Regions from separate parts of the Homo sapiens genome. Here region 1 is linked to region 2. Evidence: chromatin loops called from intact Hi-C (ENCODE). Cell type or tissue: IMR-90. All regions are shown on one strand.

Region 1 (8,000 bases), 170 kb after region 2:
AATTATTATTTGTAATGCTATGTACATTATTTTAATGTTTTTAAAAATCTTTCTAAGTAGGCCACTATAGACCTCTCCAACATCAGAGAGTCCACAGCACAAAGAAGATTAAGAACCTTTCAATTACAGGTATATATGGATTTACTTATCTCCCGACCTTCACCATTGGGCCGCATAATCCCCACTGGTAGAGTCAAACCTGCCTTAAACATGTTCCAAAGGAAAGAAGAGAAGTTCAAGAGTTCATCAGTGCAGCACAAGTTGATCTTGTTGCAAGTTCCGTTTTTGCCTTGAATTATGGATTTCCTGTAACTGGATTGCTGCCTGGTCCCACAGTTCCTCTGTGACTCAGACCTTGCCTTGTACCCCAGCCTCTGGGCCCCTTCTCTGAGAAACCTAAAAGACGTCCCATAAGTTCATATTTCCAAGGTTTCTAGCTCAATGAATTGGGAGATGTTTGTGCTGACCCTGTTTTCTTCTACAGAAAGCCCTAATGCTGAATGGCCGCCAGGAGACAGTTCATGAGATATTGCAGGTTGAATTATACATAAAATGAGAGCAGTCCCTTCCTGTGCAAAACCCCAATCTCCATTCCATCAGGAAGAATTTTTTAGTTGATCACGTTCACAGGAGCACTGGTCTTCACCACATTTAGTCCAAGGCTCCCAAAGGCACTGGAGTTGTGTGCAGTAGAGGAGCTAATGAGACGCCATGTCTTCTTTCTCAACGTATGCTTGAGAAATGGATTAATGTAATTCCTAGAGGGCAAGACTAGAAGAGCTGTAAAATGACCTCATTTCTTTTTTAAATGTGAATGTGGCCCTCAATGATCAAGACTGAGAATATTACAAAATCAACCATAAGCATACCACAGAAGAAAAGGAAACTAAATAACTCTGTGACCAGATAAACAATCTGGAACTTAAAACAACAAAAAGAGTTGTCCACCAAGGAAAAGTTCTTGCTTTCCAAATATGAAGATTTTCTTCTGAGGAACCACCAGTTTGGAAGGGCTTACCTATAAAAAAACTAAGGCTTCTTCTCACCACCATTTTATTAAAGCTGTGAAGAGCCTTGAGGAAATATGGGGCCTGGATGAAGACAAAGGGAGAATATTCAAGTATAATGCTCAACACAAGACCTGTTCAAGTCACAAAGAAGACTTCTCAGACCTTCAGTCCTCCCTGATACCTTCTCCAGATGTCACACTGTCGCCAGGTTAATGTACTTGAGTATTGAGAAATAAGAAAACGTGCATTGCTTTTATTTACTTCACTGTAAAAAAATTAGCTCACATTGTAATAGAAATGGCTCTAAGTTCTTTCCTATAGAGCCCATACAGATATTAAGACTTCAAGCCATGCTAACACTTAAAACCTGGGGGTTACTACAGAGTTACTTGATTTATTTCCATGGGCATACTAAAATTAGTCAATATAGAATTAGAACACACCATGCTAGACATTTTGGACTTACATGAGGTCCCTCCTTAGCTCCCACTTCCTCAGTAATGTTGATCCTACAAAGAAACCATTTCTAAATTCATCTTTAAACAACATGCTATCAAATACTACTGAAATGAGGTTTGGGCTCCTCGGAGTAGTACATTTCCTTGGTTTTCATCTTCTCCACAGGGGCTACTTACATGGAAACCAAATTGTTTCCCCAGAGATAGCCCCTTTTCTTTTCTCCAAGTACCACACTGTTGAATATGGCTGGGGTAGGGAACATTAAATGTAGCGAAACATGGTAATGAATTAACCCTTCATCCTGAAGGGTTTCCAGGAAATAAACATGAATTCAGCCATGAAAAAAAAGAGTATAAAAGTCAATTATATTTCAATGGCTTCCAAATAATAAAATATATTTTTAAGAACAAGTCAAACCTAACATGATGGCTCACACCTGCAATCCTAGTGACCCAAGAGGTTGAGGTAAGAGGATACCTCTGGCTTCTCCTAAACTTAGAAAATAAGTAGATTAAGGAAAAGAAGGAAATAACTAAATCTGCTCTCCCATGTGGCCTTCTAGCTCCTGCCCTATCTTTTTACCCTCACATGCTCATCTACTGGTCCACCTCCCACTCACTCATCAGCCCACTGGCATCTGACCTCTATCACTACTACTTCACCTAAAGCACCATTGCCAGGATGCACATGGTCCCTTTATGTAGAGTCCACAGGAGACTTCAGTCAGTATCTTACTGGATCTCTATCCTGCATTACACACATCCTTGAAACCCTGTCTTCTCCGTTATCCAGCACTCCACATCTCCCCATTCTTCCCCTCCTTCTCTGGTTGCTCCTTCTGTCTCCTCCAGCTGTTTCTCTCCCCTTGCCCAGCTTTGAGGTGCTGCATTCCTCAGAGATCTTGTTCCACTTCTTATTCACCTCTTGGTGGGTGAATCACATCACGTAAATTACCAACTCTATGTTGACAACTTCCAAATCTCTATTTACAGGCGGTATTTCTGCAGTTTCAAATCTGAATATCCAACCATGTAGTCAACATCTCCACTTGGTTTCACAGACATCTCAGGCTCAGCATGTCCAGAGTGAATTTACTCTTTCCCCTAAGCCTGCTCCTCTCCTTGTACCCCCTGTCCTTCTATGCTCCTCAGTAAATGGCACCACCATATAACTGGTTGCTCAAATTAGAAAAATTGACGCCATCCATGTCTTCTTTCTGTTCTTCAGTCTATCTAGCCAATAAATTACCAGGTCCTACTGATTCTATCTGCTAAATAATATTTTTGATCCATCACTTCTTTCTATTCGCCTTGCAAAGTGAGACCACCATCATCTCCACTGATTTATGGCAATGAACTCCAAATCTCTTCCCAGTGTCCAGACTTAAGGCCCTCCAACCGTTCTCTACATTGCCACCAGATTAATCTTTCAGAAATGAAGTGCTGACCTTCCCCTAAATAAACACATTCTAAACCCTTCATATATAGCCAAGGACAATGGCTCAAAACTGTAACCCCAGCACTTCGAGAGGCTGAGATAGAATGATTGCTTGAGGCCAGGAGTGCAAGACAAGCCTAGGCAACATAGCAAGACCCCATCTTGACCAGAAAAAAAATTAATTAGGCAGGCATGGCAGTGCACACCTATAGTCTTAGCTTTGAGAGGCCAAGACAGGAGGACCCCTTGAATCCAGGAGGTTGAGGCTTCAGTAAGCTATGATCATGACACTGCCTTCCAGCCTGAGTGGCAGAGCAAGATCCTGTCTTAAAAAAAAAGAATCTTTCATATCTTCCCCAGTGCTAGAAGCTCAACACATCAATAGCTAAAAGAAGTTACAAGGCAAATTTACAAAGTTTCTGCCAGGTGGGATTTGTTTTTGTTTTCAATATATTGCTTGGGTTCCGTTTTATGATTATCAGACATCAAGCCTTTTACTACTAAAAAGCTGATGACCAATATTTTGTCATAGATCTTTTTAAGGAAAACAACAACATATTTTCTCACTATACCAAAGAAGGTCTGTCATAAACTCTATTCAGAAACAACATGAATACTATAGTAATAGGGAAATATTCCAAGAGTTGGAGAAAAAGTATTTCTCTCCCAGACCTCTAAAACTAAGATTCAGAATTATTTCTGTCTTCAGATCTTAGACATTAGTGAGAACAAGAAGCAATGTCTCTTAACTGTGCATGCTGCCAGCTGATGGCTGAAAAGGAAAAGATTTAGGCCTGTCCCTATGGATATCATCAGAGAATCCAGTTCAGACATTCCCAGGCAGCGTGCAAGCATGGAGGTTTGAGGACTAGCTTACAGGCATGTGGTCTTGGACCAACCTCAGAAGCAAATTATTTATCAAAGTAAAGCACATTAGGATGACCATAGTTAACAATAATTTACTGTGTATTTCAAAATAACTGAAAGAATTAGAATGTTTCCAACACAAAGGAATGATAAATGTTTGATGTGAGAGATATCCCAATTACCTTGATTTGATCATTACATGTTGTATGCTTATATCAAAATATCACATGTACCCCATAAATATGTACAACAATTATGTATCCATGACTACAAATAAAAAAAAATCTAAAGAAAGGAATCTTTAGCTATCTCAACATCAAAAAGAAAAAAGCTGAGGTTTTCAAGAATGTGTGCACACGTGCAGTGTGTATGTGCATGTTTGTGATTTATTGAGGGCTAAAAAGAGAGCTGATATTCCCTCTATATACACTAAACTTATAACCACTCTCACCTCTAACCTAGGACCAACACTACACAACACACACACATCCCACTCATATATTCATACAAAGTGTACTGAGTCCATCTGATGAACTAATCTAATGATAGATTTGATATCTAATCCTCACAACTACATTGCAAGGTATATACTATTTTCTCTACTTTATAGAAGATGAAACTGAGCCCCTGAAGGCCTAAGGTCCGGCAACATGTAATAAAAGGAAGCTAGAATTGGAACCCTGGTGTGTTCAATTCCGAAACCAGCCCTTCTTCCACTACTCCTTCCTCAAAAGGCCTTCTAAGTCGTCACTCTCCTAGCACTGGTTACAAGAAATGTCGGTGGGAGTGGTTGTTTTACGATAAACCACTCTGATAAAAAAAATGCTCCAATGATTATTTTTGAGATGTCAGAGCTGAAAATGTACAGATTTCACTGGACGAAGAACCTGCCAAGTGGTGATTGCACAACCAAAGCACTGCAAGGAACCAAGGAGGCCAAATGTGTGTTGGAAAAATCACAGATGTCATCTGGGAATGCTCAGAGCCTTGGGCTTTCACGCTGAGACAGACTCGCTTCCACCGGAACCTCAGCCTTTTAAGGCTAAATCAAGGCCGTGACTTCCTCAGCTGAATCAACCTGACACTGTTCCCTGAGCTCACTGGGATCCTATTGGCAGAGCGTCAGCCCCGTCATGGAAAGAATGCCTCCACCAGGGAGGACTGGGTTAGTCCCCATCCTGAACTGGATCATAAACACCCACCTTGTCATAAAGCTGCTGTGAGTCTTACAATGGGAAGATGGGGGAGGCAGCACACTGGGGTCAGGAGTGGAGATACTTAGGCTCCCCAGAGAAATTAGTCACAAGTCTTATCCCTTCATCTCCATTTACAGCCATTTATTTGGGAGCAACATACTTTAAATGAGTGATAAACAAAATGTCTCCCCACAGCCCCCACCCCAGCATGTGTTCTGAAGTTCACAGGAAGGCTTCTCCTCATTTGCTTTGGGGCCCGCAGGCTGCCTGCTAACAGCTGGGTCTTCCCATGAACAAATTAGACAGTTAATGTTCCAGGATGAAGAGGGCTTCGGGGAACAGAATCTGCCGTTTATTTGACTTGCTTCATTAGACACAGTGCCATCATACCAAAATTAGAAAAAAGAAGGAACTCAGCGGAAATCAGCTACACAAGAAGAACCTCTCAGTTCTGAGAATTCACATTAACCAGTGATTAAGAAATATTAAAAAGGTATGAGCCTGTGAAGTTGAACATACAAGAATGCTTTAGAAAATGGAATGTTCACACTGTTGCCAAGTGACGTTCCTTCTAAGTATTGATTACTCTCTACAGATTATGGAAAATATTTGTCTGAGCTCTTATTTCAACTGCTCCATTCTCAGCTAGTGAGGAGAGTAAGATGTAGTGAGGCATGTGTTCAGAACTTTCTCCCAGAGGTAAATTACTGATGCATGACTTTTAAGGTGCTAGGAGAGGTAAGGAAACTTTTATAAAGGTCCCAGTGGCCTTCTAAGAGGAAAGGGACGGCAAGTGTTTAATGGAAAGTCATCAGGGTAGATTTAGGTGACCCCAGTCAAGGCCCAAGAAGGAACTACTGGCTTCTTTAAAAACAACAACAATAACAACCATAATATCATAGGTAGAAAGAGATTGGACTAGAGGGCAGGCCTGTACACCAAGACGGACCTCTGAGAATGAGTAGTAAGTGGTTCTGATTCTCTGAGGCCAAAACTGTCAGGACTGGTACTGACCCAGCCCTACTGGACACAAGTTTGCTCCCTAGAGAAGGGAGATATAGGGGAACCAAATGCAACACAGGCCAACTTTTGAAAGCTGCATTCTTGGGTCAGGAAATAGGGAAGAACTACTGTGGCTAGGGGGCTGCTGAGAAAAGGTGCTCTGCTACCCCTCCCTCCATTGCCATGAAGGGTTAACCCATTTAATTTGCATTTTCCTGAGTAAGAGGCTTGACACCAGCTCTCCCACTTGGCAGCCTGGTATTGCATTGTAAAGCAACCAGCTTCAGGGATGTTTATGGCATCTTCTAGCTTCATGGAGTGTGGTAGCCATGAAAATAAGCCACATAGACTTCCTCCTATAGAAGGTAGAATTAATCCAGGGTCCCAACTGCTGTATTTTAAGTCTGTTGCTGTGTTTGTACCTTGACCTCACTTTCCAAGGCTGCTGCTGGCCAATGATGTGGTATTGTGAGGGGACCCCCTCCTCTGAGAAGCTGGGCTCCTTCTTTAGCTGACTCTGGCACACGGACTCCCCAGTGGCTTTGCTGGAGCTTCCTTCCACTGAGCGGCAGTCTAGCATTCTAAGTTTCCACCCAGTCTTCTCTCAGTCTCCCCTTCACTCAGGGTCAGGCTAACACTGTGATCTGACTGCTAGCCCGGCCTTCTCCACCTCCCTTGCTGTGTCATTTCACATAGGCATTTCCCCTAATAAATTCCTGGAATACTTACTAGTATCTTGATATCTGCTTTGGAGGACCCTAACAAGGCAGAATGGTTGAACTGTGTCTGCTGGGGCAAAGAGGAAGAGGCTCAGATTATTCCCTAGATATAAATTAGTACTCCTGAAGGTTTCTTAAGATTATCATAAGTATGGAAGCCAGAGAGCACTGTAGAGGAGTTCAAGTTGATTAATTGCATCTGTGATATACATATATATGTGTGTGTGTGTGTATATAGTATATATATGTGTGTGTTTATGTATTTTTATATGTATGTTTATATGTGTGTGTTTGTGTATATGTGTGTTTGTGTATATGTGTGTGTGTATATATATATTTTATATATATGTATATATAAATAGAGAGAGTGTCCACTATACAAGTCTAGACCAGAAAGGAAACATCAAGTGAAAGGCCTACTCCCATAGCAGGAGGAAAAATGGGAGCAGATAACACATACCTGGAAGCAGGCTAATGTCTTAGCCATGGTGATCTCCTAAATGCAATGGGCATCCATTCATAGTATCCCCCTGTGACCTACAAGCACTGCTTGATTTCTATATGTGGTGAGAGTTGAGGAATTTCCTCCAGATCCCGTTGGCTGGATCCTACACTTCCAGTGGCCTGAAAAAGTTCTCCAGATGCTGCTGCATTGACCACTAGTCCTTGAGCCTTGCACATTCTGCCTGGCTCAACTAGGAGTAGAATGAGATAGTTCTTCTAGAGAGAAAGACAATCTCAGAGATACTCACTTTCCACTAAGTGCCCCATTTACATATAACTGATAACATAAATTTTAATCCATCAGGTATTCATCATGGGCAAAGCATTTTACGTTCATTCATTTCATTCATCCATTTACTCATTCAACTCATTTATTGAGCTTCTACTACATGCCAGCAGTCCCCAAGGAGCTATACATAGAGCAGCAAACAAGGCTGAAACAACCTAGTTCTTATGAAAGTTTATATTCTACTGGGGAAGAAAACAGAAAGAAAAAAAAAGCACACAGAGATATATGTTTTGGGTAATGATATATACTGTAAAGAAAACTAAAACAGCAGAGTAAGGTGCTAGGAAGTTATGGGCAGACAGGGAGAGTCTATTTTATGAAGAATAGGCAGGGAAAGCCCTTCTGAGGAAGAAATACTAGCAGAGATCTAAAGGAATTGAGGAGTTCGCTGTGTAATAGTCAAAGCTGTGAACAGTGCATTTAATCTCCTTTAATCGACACAACAAATCCATGAAGCAGAAGGCATCTTCCTCCTATTATGAAGAACTTGAAAATCAGAAAGTTTAGACATTCAACT
Region 2 (8,000 bases):
AAGGCTTCAGAGAACCCTTCTTTAACTGTGGTCTCTGGAAATTTTCTATGAGATGTTGATTCTTATTCTACAAGAAGAGAATCTCATGGTCTAATGAATGTGTAAAACATCAAGTTAAACAGAGTTCTTTACTACAGAGCTTCTCGAAGCCTTTAATTTACCACTGTACATTATGGATCCAGGAGAAAAAGCAGATTTGGTCTGGCTGGGTCTTCCAGGGGTTCAGACATTTTTAAAACTCAGAAAATAGAATTGTTTTGTGTTTCTTCTTTCCAACCACTCAAAATATTTGAAAGGTTTGAGTCCGCTCCCTGTAATAACAAGGCAGTGCATTTTAGTCACCTGCAAAGCATCCTTCATCTTCTACTTAGAAGACACTGGGAAAAAATGAGAAGAAAACATTTACTCACTTTTCAGGAATCTGATATATTAATACCCAAGTTATTTTTACAAATTTGCAATTCATTGCTATGTTCATACTGGTTCTTTCTGAAATTACTATTTTTCTTTCATTCTTTTTTTAATTATACTGTTCTTATTTGCTATTATTAAAAAGAAAAAAGCCCCATTATCAGCTACCTAAAGAATGGCAGAGCACAACTAGGAAATGTCACCAACATGAAAAAGAAAGATTAAAATCTTCCTACCAAATACCTAGACTATGAGTCAATCAGGAGTTGAGCGACTTGAGTTTAGCCAGGCAGGGCTGGAAATGACTAAAATAAAGGACAACCAGGCTACTGATAGTAAATCACAGCTGGAAATGAAATTAAACTTTTAAGTTTAAGATTTTACAATTTGTTTTGGTGTGTTGGTGGGTGAGTGGTGGTGTGCGTGTATGTGAGTGGATAGGTATGTTACTGTGTAAAGGGTAAAGGTTTGGGGGTAAAGTTTTCAGTGGATAAGGAAACAAACAAGATTTAAAAATTTAGTTAAATAAATGGAGAGTGGAGAAGACATTCAGGTGGAAAAATACAAAATTAACTTTAAAAAAGAAACTGAGGGATCCAAAGGTCTGTAAGAGAAATATTCTACAACTGGAGAACATGTCTAAGACACACAAAACTTTATCACTATGCAGATTGTACACTATTTCTTATGCATCCCAATAAATGTGCCCAAAGGTAGCACTTTAAGCTGCACAGAAAATACCAAAGCCCAGACATATTTCAATGCCAGTTCCTGGGCAGGCTGGCCCTCAGGCAAAATATTCTGGAACACCTGGTTGGCTGGCAGATTTTCCTGGATGGCAGTGTTTTGGGACCAAACAGGCATTTATTTCAGCCTCTCTGATGCTTTCATATGGTAAAGGAGCAATCAAAGAATACTGGCTTTATTTTCTGAAGCACTGGTTTTGATCCACCTAAGAGGAAATGGCAGGGGCAGGGGATGGGAGGAGGGAAGGGGAGTAATGTGTTTCACAGCTTCAAATCAAACACTGTTGGAAAAAATGTCCAGAAAGCAATTCAGAGTGAAAATATTTGCTTTCTGGCTAAATAGCCAGTAGCTTTTTATTGCAAAATGGAAATAAACAGTACTGCTCATTTATACCAAAAAAGGGCAATCTACAAATAACCCAAATCCAAAAATAAAGGTATTGCCCAACAGACTAGGACATGATTCACTAAGGTCTTGACTTCAGAGTTTCACCAATGGTCATGGCACATGGATTAGAGTGGGCTGCGGTCGTGATTAGTATTAATAGTAAAAAGTCTCAAATATGCCCAAGTCCACACCCCAGAAGGATATGGGCCACAGTCTGTGTGATCCTTACCCTTCACTCTATTTATTGAACAGATGCATTCTCTCTCTCGCTCTCTCTCTCACCCTCATCCCATGCCCTGCGATGCTGAAGACCCATGTCCAGACCATATGCAGTGACCAAAATAAAAGAAAATCACACTGAAATGAACTCTATGAAATTGTTCTCTTTAATAGCCAACAGTTTATAAAAGAGAGTGAAAAAATAAATACAAAGCTAATAATGCTTACAATGAGGAGACAGAAGTTGGCCAAGAGAAAGAAAGAAATCATAATAGTATTCATTCATTCAATAATGCATTAAATACCTACTACACTGGGAACTGCAGATACAAGGAATAAAATATATCATCTGGTAAGAAATACGGGAATCAACAGATATATCATTCTAGATGTTCATGTATAAACTGATATTTTACATCCAAATAGCACTTTGAAGGCTTCAGAGACTTTTCAGCCACATATTTCACCTGATCCTCATAACATCATTTAGATATAGATCAGGCAGGTAATATATGACACTACAAAGTCAGAAAGGTTGATCTTCTTTCAAACATTCTGTTAATAAGGATGAGAACAGAGATTGAATCTCTGGATTCTTGTGCCACCCTCTATATATCTAGAAAATGAACAGTAATTTAGTAAGAAATCTTTCTGTGTCGAATCACTCCAAAAATAGCTGTTCCTCTGGATCCCATAGTCTGCACTAATTAGTGTATTAGAGCTATTTTTGGAGTGATTCAACACAATAAGATGACAATTATAAGGAAGCTTGTTTGTTAGCTTTTGATGATGACCAACATATATCATCTTGTTTGATGATGATTAACATAATCAAGCACTAAAGAATAAGCTACCTAACATCCATCCTTGAACTTTGTATGTAAACTGGAGTCTTCTCAATCCTCTAGAATTTGTCTGGGTCACTGCCATTCCAGAATCTACTCATGGTACCTTCTGTATCAGGCAGGTTTTATTCTCTGAGGTTTGGGCTCTAGTTTCCACCCACATTCACAAACAATGGGCACAGTCACGGAGGCTCTGAATGCAAAGCTGTGGACTCTTCTCAGCATTTTTGTGGTTGTCTTGGACATTCATAAGGATCCAAATGGACCGGGTACTTTGACTTAGCACCAGTCTCTACTTTTAAACTATTCAAAACATCCCTGTAAAACTTAGAAATGGCTCATGGCTAGGGTTGTATTAATCAACCTTGGGTTTTTAATAAATTCTGTTTGTTAGCATTTTGCAATTCTAGAATTTCACTTGCCCTTAAAGCTAAGTCATAAAGAATGGAATAATTCTAGACTACTTTTACTGCACATTAGATGAAAGACTTCCTCCCAGCAAACATATCACTATGTAGAATTAGTCACAGCTACTAGTATTAAAAATCCCAGACAGAATTTGGAAGTCCAAATTGTGAATTATTATCCGTTAGTTCATCCACTGAAATCATACTTAGAATCTACTATGTTCCAGGTGCTCTTCCAGACACAAGAGCCCCAAAAGTATGAAGACAGTCAAGCTCTCCACTTTCATGAGGAGGAAATAATAACCAAGGAAAAATATGCAAGATAATTACAGTTAGTGTGAGTGCAAAAACACAATAAAATAAGATGATATATGAAGAGTAGGTAGGGAAGAGGACTTTAGATCAGATGATCAGGGAAGGACTCGAGTAAGTGACATTGGAGGTGCACATGAGGTTACCAGCACTTGGAGATTTGGGGCAGAGCACTTTAGCCAGCAAGACCAGCAAGAGCCAAGGCTTGGGGTAGAACTGAGTCTGAAACTACACCTAGAGCATGGCAAACAAGGGGCATCGCTAGTCCAAGAGGTTAGAAGTGAGCTGTGGTAAAGAGATGAGATCTTTGTCCTAAGTGTAATGGGAATCCACTGGAGAATTTAAGTTAAGGTAGTGAAGTTATCTGATTTCAGCAAGTGGACCCCAGAACCCCTAAATATAGGAAAAGATGCTCTTTAGGAGGCAGTTGGCTTATTTTCCTGATGAATGGAAATGCTGTGTCTGAATAACTTGCAAAAGCAAAGTGGAAAATCTGCAGGTGCCACTCTTGAGTGCAGAGCCTTGCTATTTACTTATGGATCCCAGAGGTTTCTGACGTGGTCCTGGTATAAAAGATTCTAGGCAGCTGTGAAGAGTGAGTCCAGGGGTAGCCAATCCCGAGTTCTGTCTGGGCATGTATCACAGCCACAGTCACGGAGGCAAGTTTGTGAAGGTGGCTTAACACACAGCATGAGTATCCCAGCATCGTTGCTGAAATTGCTTCCTCCCTGCTGTCTCCCAGGAAACAGACTCACTGACCCAATCTTTTTCTGCATTTCTAATTTCTGCCATCAATGGCCAGTGATTATCTAAATGGGATTGCTCAAGTATGTCTTTACTGTATTGAAGATGAAATAGCAGCCACAAGGCATTTTTTAAGCATGAACTACCTTTAGTATAAAATAAACTATTTCATTTATTCAGCTCATCATCTGTTATCCTTAAACAGTTCCATATGCATTGGTTTATATTTGATATACAAGACTGCTGAGCCATAGCACCCACGTGGTAACAGCAGGCACACGTTTTAAACAAGCTTGATGTTACTGCCCTATAATATCCTGCCACAGAGCATTCTTTCCTAAGAGTACAATGCTCTTTGTGAATATCACCTCATTAATTCTGGGAGAGGCAGTGACAATCCCTTTCCCCGCATTTTACCCGTAAGGAAACAGAACCACAGAGAGATTCAGAGTGAGCCAAGATGATGTGCAGTTACTTGATGGCAGGATCACAGATAAATTCCTCATTTCATTTGAACTGAAGACTTTACATCCTGCCCCACCCACACGATGCCAATTCATCAAGCCCTAACGAATAAAGCTACCTAACATCCATCCCTGAACTTTATATGTATCCTGGAGTCTCCTCAATCCTCTCCAATTTGTTTGGGTCACGGCCATTCCAGAATCTACTCATGGTACTTTTTGTATCAGGCAGGTTTTATTCTCTGAGGTTTGGGCTCTAGTTTCCACCCACATTCACAAACAATGGGCACAGTCATGGAGGCTCTGAATGCAAAGCTGTGGACTCTTCTCAGCATTTTTGTGGTTGTCTTGGACGTTCATAGGGATCCAAATGGACCGAGTACTTTGAGTTAGCACCAGTCTCTACTTTTAAACTATTCAAAACAGCCCTGTAAAACTTAGAAATGGCTCATGACTAGGGTTGTTTTAATTAACCTTGGGTTTTTAATAAATTCTGTTTGTTAGCATTTTACAATTCAAGAATTCCACTACCTTATGTCTCAAAATAAAGTTAAATTTTAAGAAAGTATTTTCCATCTTGAGTAGCCTACCAGTTACTGTTGATGTCAATGATGCCAAATTTTTAGTGACTTGTTTCAGGTTTGATGAAGCTCATGATGACAGCTGTCTTTTGTGGCTTGTAGAAAAGCAAAGGAAATGCAGAAAAAAGACATCTGATCTGAAATTACTTGGTGGGTAAATGTGAATTTGATATCTGTGAGAAGCAAGTAATATTCCAGTTGTCTTCAGGTTATTTTCTCCAGCAATTTTGCACCATCGCTACATCTCTAATATCACTGTAGGTTGTCTTTCTCAGTGTGAAAAATAAATAATGAAAATCTCTAGGTTGGACTAAAGCAAAGGACAACAATGGGTCAGCCACATCAATCTCCCTTGTGCTCTCAGTTCTCCTCAAGTATTTCGTTTTCATGGCATTCCTCAGTCCACCTAACCATCTGGGCCCATAAACAAAAATATTCATTAGTCCCTTAACAAAGAAACCTTATTCACATGGTTCCAAAGCCATGAGTACATTCTCAATTTTTAAAATTTTTTAATTAAAAAATAAAAGTTGAATATATTTATGGTATACAACATATTTTGAAATATGTATACATTGTGGAATGGCTACATCAAGCTAATTATCACATGCATTGCCTCACATGCTTATCATTTTTAGGGGCTGAGAATACTTAAAGTCTACTCTCTTAGTAATTTTCCAGTGTATGTTGTACAACAGATCTCTTGAATTTATTCTCATAAGTGAAATGTTGCACCCTTTCACGAGTATCTTCTCTCTGCCCCCATCCTCTAGACCTTGGTAACCATCCCTGTACTCTCTACTTCCATGAGTTCAAAGTTTTTAGATTCCACGTATAAGTGAGATCATATGGTATTTGTCTTTCCATGTCTGGCTTATTTCACTTAACATAATGTCCTCCACGTCCATCTGTACTGATGTAAATGGCAGGATATTCTTATTTTTTTCAGGCTGAATAGTATTTCTTTGTGTATATATACCACATTTTCTTTATCCATTAATCCACTGATGCATTTAGACATTTAGGTTGATTTCACAGCTTGGCTATTGGGACTAATGCTGCAATAAACGTGAGCATGCAGATATCTCTTCAACATACTTATTTCATTTCCTTTGGATATATACCCAGTTGTGGGATTGCTGGATCATATGGTAATCCCATTTTTAATTTTTTGAGGAAATTCTGTACTATTTTCCATTATGGCTATACTAATTTACATTCCCAATAACGGTGTGCAAGAGTTCCTTTTTCCCTACATCCTCACCAATAGTTGTTATTTTTTGTCTTTTTGATAATAACCATTCTAATAGGTCTGAGATGATATCTTATTGTGCTTTTAATTTGCATTTCTCTGATGATTAATGATGTTGAGCACCTTTCCATATGTCTGATGGCCATTTGTATGTCTTCTTTCGAGAAATGTCTACTCAGGTCCTTTGTCCACTTGTGAATCAAGTTATTTGTGTTCTTGCTATTGAGTTGAGGTCCTTATATATTTTGGATATTACCCCTCATTAGATGTATACTTTGCAAATATTTTCTCCCATTCTGTAGATTGTTCCTTCACTCTGTTGTTTCCTTTCCTGTGCAGAAGCTTTTTCGTTTGATAAAATGTCATGTGTCTAGTTTTGCTTTTGCTGCCTATGCTTTGAATTCATATCTAAAAAATAATTGCCCAGACCAATGTCATGAAGGTTTCCTCCTATGTTTTTTTCCAGTAGTTTTACATTTTCAGGCCTTATGTTTAAGTTTTTAATCCATTTTGAGTAGATTTTTGTCTGACGTAAGACGGGGGTCTAATTTTATTCTTCTGCATGTGAATATCCAGTTTTCTGAGCACAACTTAGCAAAGTCTTCTCTCCCCATTGTGTGTTCTTGGCATCTTTGTCAAAAATCAATTGACCATGAATGCATGATTTATTTCTGGGATCTCTATTCTGTTCTATTGGTCTATGTGTCTGCTTTTATGACAGCACCATGCTGTTTTAGTTACTATAGCTTTGTAGTAGATTTTGAAGTCAGATAGTGTGATGTCTACAGCTTTGTTCTTTTTGCTCAAGATTGCTTTGGCTATTCAGGGTCTTTTGTGGTTCTATATGAATTTTAGGATTTTTTTCTACTTATGTGAAAAATGTTATTCACAATTTCATAGGGATTGCATTCAATCTGTAGATCACTTTGGGTAGTATGGACGTTTTGACAATATCAATTCTTCGGATCCATGAACACAGAATATCTTTCTATTTATTTGTGTCTTCAACTTTTTTCATCAATGTTTTATAGTTTTCAGTGTACAAATCTTTCACCTCTTTAAATGTAATCCTAAATATTTTTATAGCTATTACGTATGGGATCATTTTCTTGATTTCCTTTTTAGGTAATTTTTTTGTAAGTATATAGAAATGCTACTGATTTTCGTGTATTGATTTTTGTATTCTGCAACTTTACTGAATTCACTTATTAGTTCTAATAGATATTTGCTGAAATCTTTAGATTTTCTAAATATAAGATCATGTCTGCAAACAGAGACAATGAACTTTTTCCTTTTTAATTTGGATACCTTTTACTTCCTTCCTTTGTCTAATTGCTCTGGCTAGAAATTCCAGTACTATGTTAAATAGAAGTGATGAGAGTGGGCATCCTGGTCTTGAACCTGATATTAGAGGAAAAATCTCTGAACTTTTCACCACTGAGTTGGATGTTAGCTATGGGTTTGCAGTATATGGGCTTCATTGTGTTGAGGTACATTTCTTCTATACCGAATCTGTTGAGAGTTTTTAATCAGGAAAAAATGTTGCATTTTGTCAAATGCTTTTTCTGAAACTATTGAGATGATCATATGGTTTTTATCCCTTCTGTTAATATGGTGTATAACATTTATTG

What was found. A loop is a pair of places that touch in the nucleus more often than their neighbours do. Peaks named below come from ENCODE experiments on the same cell type or tissue, not always from the same donor. Only the 100,000 strongest peaks of a DNase experiment are listed, where the experiment ranks them.
Region 1: a loop joins it to region 2, with 5 times the contacts of the local background. A loop is called at or near these places in 2 of 110 quality-filtered maps.

Annotation. Positions count from the first base shown.
Region 1 is chr15:39,468,227-39,476,226 of GRCh38, forward strand. It overlaps LOC105370783 (a long non-coding RNA gene), which reads left to right and starts at 4,993. Exons shown (of 5, transcript NR_188226.1): 1 at 4,993-5,462. RefSeq lists an enhancer at 94-1,211. In IMR-90, no CTCF peak of the experiment used is centred here; a DNase peak (open chromatin) is centred at 4,805; H3K27ac peaks cover 4,877 bases.
Region 2 is chr15:39,300,286-39,308,285 of GRCh38, forward strand. All of the region lies in intron 1 of LOC105370777 (a long non-coding RNA gene), which reads right to left. Among named protein-coding and RNA genes, the nearest start is that of LINC02915, 54 kb to the left of the region's middle. In IMR-90, no CTCF peak of the experiment used is centred here; DNase peaks (open chromatin) are centred at 666, 1,586 and 4,226; H3K27ac peaks cover 4,427 bases.